2 separate regions of the Homo sapiens genome follow, and region 2 is linked to region 1. Evidence: chromatin contacts called from ENCODE Hi-C or POLR2A ChIA-PET data. All regions are on one chromosome and are shown on one strand. Each heading gives the region's core, a stretch centred on a gene start or an enhancer-like site at or near the end of the contact. The rest is flanking DNA. Distances are from core to core; before and after follow the strand shown.

Region 1 (3,183 bases), core at 303-2,802:
TCAGCTGGATTGAAGAGCTAAATAGAATAAAATCAGCCGACAAGCTGGGCGCGGTGGCTCATGCCTGTAATCCCAACACTTTGGGAGGCCGAGGCGGGCAGATCACGAGGTCAGGAGTTCAAGACCATCCTGGCCAACATGGTGAAACCCCGTCTCTACCAAAAATACAAAAAAAAATGAGCTGGGCATGGTGGTGCGCGCCTGCAGTCTTAGCTGCTTGGGAGGCTGAGGCAGGAGAATCACTTGAACCCAGGAGGCGGAGGTTGCAGTAAGCCAAGATCGCGCCACTGCACTCCAGCCTGGGCGACAGAGTGAGACTCCGTCTCAAAAAAAAATCAGCTGACGAGGGCCGGGGAGCGGCGGGGAGGGGATGCGGGAAGCCAGGTCTGAATATTTATCGTATCTCTAGAGGGGGGTTACATTAAACTTTTAAAAGAAATCAGAAATGAAAAGACAATAAAAATTCTTTAACTTGCAAAAATAACCTAAGTAAAAGGCAAAATAAACGAAGAAAAATATTTTTGACAAACTCGTTTCTATATGGAAAACCTGTACGGCAGCAAGACCTGTAGACTCGCATCTAGAGACGCTCAACCCTAGCTCCGTGTTCCAAGTGACGTGGCCTGTCGCACCCGCCGGGGACAATGACTGCGGCCCTGGGGTCCCACAGACGTTCCCTTTGCTAGACTTAAGGAAGAGCTAGGCCTGTCCGCGCTCCCAGCCCCCACGCAGCCAGACACCCGCGGGTGCTGAGATGAAGAGTGAAGTCACCAGGAGAGACAGGAAACAGCGCGGGCCTCGGGGACCCGAGGGCGCGGAAGCTCGGGGGCCGGGGTCGAGCACAGATTGGGAGGCGCAGCGCTGGGCGCACGTCCCCGTCGGCCCGGCGGCCCCTAATGAGGCGCGCTGTGCGCAGACTGCTAAGAGCAGCATGAGCACGGCTCCGGCGGCCCCCAGGGCCCCGCGGGTCGGCGCCACCCCGGAGCGCGGTGCCCGGAATCACTTAGCGCCATCAGCCGGGCGGCTGGGAGGGGGAAGCGGCCGATCCGGGCGGCTGGGAGGGGGAAGCGGCCGATCCAGGCGGCAGCGGAGGGGGCTGCAGCGGAGGCGGCCCCGGCTTGCACGCTCGCCCTTCCGCCTGCCCGGCAGGGCCCCGTCTGAGCCCCAGGCCCCAGGCCCAGCGGCGCCGCTCGCCGGTGAAGGAAACCAGCGCAGAGAGGCCGCGCTGCCAGGCGCGTGGTGGTCCGGGGGTCCACGTGTGAGCCTCGCCCTAGGCTGCCAATTGAGAGTTCCACCTCCGCCCAGAGAGACCCCACCTCACCCCTCCAACCTGGGGCGCGCGGGCCGGCGGAGGGGTCCTGGGGCGAGTGGGCAGGATAGGCCGCCGCGCGGGGTGGGCTTCTACGGGGTGTACTCGTTGCCTGTGGCTGGGGACTGAAATTCCCCGGAAAAGGAGACGGGGAGGACACACCTGGAGGGATAAACAGCTTGTGCAGGGATGTGAAAGAGAGAACCCAGCTGTGTGTGCGTGTGCGCGCGTGTGTGTGGTAGGGACGTCATACAGGACGCGTGGCCTACGAACGTGCTAAACCACTGGCAATAAAAACACAGAGTGTGGGGCCGGGAGCGGTGGCTCACGCCTGTGATCCCAGCACTTTGGGAGGCCAAGGCGGGTGGATCACCTGAGATCAGGAGTTCAAGACCAGCCTGGCCAACATGGTGAAACCCCATCTCTACTAAAAATACAAAAATTAGCCGGCCGTTGTGGCAGGCGCCTGTAATCCCAGCTAGTCGGGAGGTTGAGGCAGGAGAATCGCTTGAGCCAGGGAGGCGGCTGTTGCAGTGAGCCGAGATTGCGCCACTGCACTCCAGCCTGGGCAACAAGAGTGAAACTCTGTCTCAAAAAAAAAAAAAAAAAAAAAAGGAGTGTGTGCCAGCATCACTGTTTTAAGCCTTTTACGTATATTTTCCTCCTTGAATCACATAAACCCTGTGAAGGAGGAAGTATTTTTATCTCTATTTGCAGACAGGAAACTGAGGGGCAGAGAGGTTGAATAACTTGCCCAAGTTATTCAACGAACAAGTGATAAACAGCAGACCTGGGATTCAAACTCAGGCTCCAGGGTCTGTGCCCTTCACCACGCTACTGCCACAAAACCCTAGCAGAGCCGGGTGCTGGGGCACGCGCCTGGAGTCCCAGCTACTCCTGAGGCTGAGGCAGGAGGATGCTTGAGCCCAGGAGGTACAGGCTGCAGTGAGCCATGATCACGCCACTGCACTCCTGCCTGGGCTGCCGTGGGCTATGCCTAGCTGGCGTCTGCACTAAGTTCAGCATCAGCATGGTGACCTCCCGGGTGCAAGGGGACCACCAGGTTGCCTAAGGAGGGGTGAACCGACTCAGATCAGAAATGGAGCAGGTGAAAACCCTGTGCTAATCAGTAGTGGGATCCTGCCTGTGAATAGCCACTGCACTCCAGGCTGGGTGACATGGTCAGAACCCATCTTTGAAGGGGAAAAAAAAAAGATTGGGCTTGGGGGTGCATGCCGGTGGTCCCAACTACTAGCAAGGCAGAGGCAGGATGATGGCTTGAGCCCAGGAACCGGAGGCTGAAATGAGCTATGATCGTGCCACTGCACTTCAGCCTGGGTGACACAGTCAGACCCTGTCTTATAAAAAATAATAATAATAAAATATAAAATAAACAAAATAAAATAGCAGTGACTAAACCCCAAAGACATTTGTAATTTACTATAATTCAAGTTGGGAAGTGGGTGGTCCCAGGCCTGGCTGAAATTCAGGGATGGCATCTAGGGCTTCCCCACTCCTGTCTGGTACCCTCCACATGTCTGAGTGTCCCTCCTTGTGGCAAGGGGACAGCCACAAAATGGGTTCCCTCTTCTGAGCCTCTCCGCTCTCAGGGAGGAGAAACCTGCCCAGAGTCCCCACCCCTAAATCCCTCCAGACTGGACAAGCACCACTAGCCGGCTGCCTTCTTTGGGTTAGGCCAGCCAAAGCTCACCCCTAAGATTAGGTGTGCTCACAGGCCCCTGACAAAATGGGGTCCTGTTGGTGAGGAAGAGGAGGGACGGGACTGGCTGCTGGGTCAGTAACTGGGGTATTTGTCCCCGGCCCCAGGCTGGAAGGCATTGGTAGACTTGTACAGATCACTTCACTTGTGGGGA
Region 2 (2,569 bases), core at 1-2,500, 110 kb after region 1:
AAATGACAATGCTGCCTATAAGCCCAGCCCGGCCCATGGCAGGAGGAGCGGCAGCCCGGAAGCCTCACCTCCTCTGCTTAGCGGCCTGCTGCCCACAGCACAAGGCCCCGACTTCTCAGTCTGACTGGCAAGGCCTTTTCCACCAGGCCCACAGCTTGGTCCCAGGCGGGGGCTCAGCCCTTCCCTCGGGCCTGTGTGAATACTCCTCTCCCCTCCCGGCTCCACCTTTCCAGCTGGCCTGTCAGGAGGCCCCTATCCTGATGTCCCCAGCTCTCATCGAGTACCCCCTGCAGGAATCCACTGATTTCTCGCCTAACACCACCTGTGGTTTTATCTGGCTCCCCAGCCAGAGAGTACACTTCCCGGCGGTGGCCGAGCCTCCCCCGGGAAGACCTGCTGGATCTCCGCCTTCCCTCAGCGTGTCCCTTCCGCTCCTGGGAGCGCGCAGGTGCTCAGAGGTAGCTTGTGGGCCCAGGGAGCAGGAAAACACATATACAAACCCGCCCGCTGACCAGAAATGGGGGGAAAGAGGGAGGATGGGTGTATCTGTTCTGTGCCCTGGCCAATGACATGGCCTTCTGATCGGGGAGCGGATTGGGGAGGGAGAGTGGGCCCTCTCCTTGGCGGGAAGGGAGAGAGCTTCAGGAATTTCCTGGAGCCGCCTCGCGCTTCTCCAGCTCGTGGGGGACAGGCAGAAAATATTCAGATGCCCCCTTCCTGGCACCTGCTCTGGAGCCAGGCTGGGAGGAATGGAAAACCCCTGCGGCCTCCCTAACAGGTGCAGAGGGAAAGGGCCCCGACGGTGACGGATGGGAGTGTGCGCCGGCCAGGGCCTCAGGCCTTTGGAGGTATGGAGTTCCCGGGGGTGAAGAGAGGGATGAGGCCAGACTCTGGCTTGGAGTCGAGAGAAAGGGGTAGCGGCGCGGCCACCGATTCCAGGTAGGGCACTGCGGAAGCCCCACCCGGCACACGACTAGCGCACGGACGCGCATGCGTCCCGCCCGCCCAGGTGCGCACGCGCAGGAGCCGCGGCGCGACGGTCCACAAAGGCTCAGAAGGCCAGAAAACCCGGTACCACCAACCCTGGTGCAGCGGCATCTCCTACCTGATGCCGCCCGGCCCCGGCTGCGAGTCAGGAAGAGGATAAAGCCGACTAGCAGAGCCGCCGCTACCAAGTACCACACAGGCGCCACCATGACGAGGGCCTCAGTGCAGAACCACTGCGTCCACCCTGAGGCCGGGATCTCATAGGCCCCGCCCCTATTTCCCAATCTAGACTCCGCCCACTACTCGGAGCCCCGCCCAGCGGCACATCACAGAGAGGCTTTAATGTCAGACATTAAAATGAGTTTGGGGGGTGTAAAGAAACCCACAATGTTAAGAGGAAATTATAGCAGACGGTATGTCCAGTAGAAAACATCTATGTATGTTTTTTTTTTTTGAGACGGAGTCTCTGTCGCACAGGCTGGAGTGCGGTGGTGCGATCTCGGCTCACTGCAACCTCCACCTCCCAGGTTCAAGCGATTCTCCTGCCTCAGACTCCCGAGTAGCTGGGATTACAGGCGCCCGCCACCACGCCCGGCTAATTTTTGTATTTTTAGTAGAGATGGGGGTTTCACCGTGTTGGCCAGGCTGGTCTCGAACTCCTGACCTTGTGATCCACCCACCTTGGCCTCCCAAAGTGCTGGGATTACAGGCGTGAGCCACCGCGCCCGGACTATATATGTTTTAAAAATCACTAAACAATCCCACATAGTGTTTATGGAAACAACCGTGGAAAAAGTACGAAAAGAGGCTTGGGACTGATGCACACCAACTTCAGGATAGCGATTACCTCTAGGAGGAGGGAAGCGGGTTGGGGTTTTGCTGTATCTGTGACACTGAATTTCTTTCTTTCTTTCTTTCTTTTGAGGGGAAGGGGAGGGGAGGGGAGGGCAGTACTGGAATTTATTAAGCTTTTTGTATACATGATAACAGAAGTAAAGATTTATTTCAGGAGCCAGGCACAGAGGCTCGTCTGTTAACCCAATACTTTGGGAAGTCTAGGTAGAGGTGAGCCTAGGAGTTCAAGACCAGCCTGGGCAACATGATGAAACCCTGTCTCTACAAAATACAAAAATTAGCCAGGTGTGGTGGCATGCACCTGTGATTCCAGGTACTTGGGAAGATGAGGTGGGAAGATCACCTGAGCCCAGGGAGGTCGAGGCTGCAGTGAGCCATGATCATGCCAGTGCACTCCAGCCTGGGTGATAGAGTGAGACCCTGTCTCAGAAAATAAAAATAAATAAAAATAAATTCAGGACCAATGAACAATGGTGAGAAAGGGATTTGAAAAAATACGGGCCAGATGAGGTGGCTCTCCCCTGTAATCCTAGCACTTTGGGAGGCCGAGGTGGGCGGATCACTTCAGGTCAAGTGTTCAAAACCAGCCTAGCTGACGTGATGAAATCCTGTCTCTACTAAAAATACAAACAATGAGTGGGGCGTGGTGGCACATGCCTGTAATCCCAGCTACTCGGGAGGCTGAGGCAGGAGAATCACTTGAACCCAGGGGGCGGACGTTGCAGTG

What was found. Hi-C counts contacts between places; a loop is a spot of excess contacts on that map. ChIA-PET counts read pairs that join two places held with the same protein, here RNA polymerase II (POLR2A). Pooled maps may share reads with other maps.
Region 2: a map of CD8-positive, alpha-beta T cell shows a loop between it and region 1 (18-fold over the local background). The contact joins the promoter of DDRGK1 here to the enhancer-like site in region 1. A Hi-C loop is called at or near these places in 1 of 168 maps with a recorded cell type or tissue (CD8-positive, alpha-beta T cell) and 6 of 50 pooled maps. POLR2A ChIA-PET finds 5 or more read pairs at or near these places in 10 of 52 experiments (CD4-positive, alpha-beta memory T cell, HEK293, HepG2 and 6 more).

Annotation. Positions count from the first base shown.
Region 1 is chr20:3,092,004-3,095,186 of GRCh38, forward strand. It overlaps the pseudogene RN7SL555P. Among named protein-coding and RNA genes, the nearest start is that of AVP, 8.9 kb to the left of the region's middle. RefSeq lists enhancers at 579-1,079, 1,080-1,580. Within about 2 kb of position 1,553, at least 3 of the 41 ENCODE cell types and tissues checked have a DNase peak (open chromatin) inside an H3K27ac peak, as active enhancers do; they include CD8-positive, alpha-beta T cell, where a contact is called at or near this core.
Region 2 is chr20:3,203,432-3,206,000 of GRCh38, forward strand. DDRGK1 (DDRGK domain containing 1) reads right to left here and starts at 1,251. Exons shown (of 9, transcript NM_023935.3): 1 at 1,106-1,251. The coding sequence starts at 1,196. It also overlaps a transcript of ITPA not described here. RefSeq lists an enhancer at 943-1,162.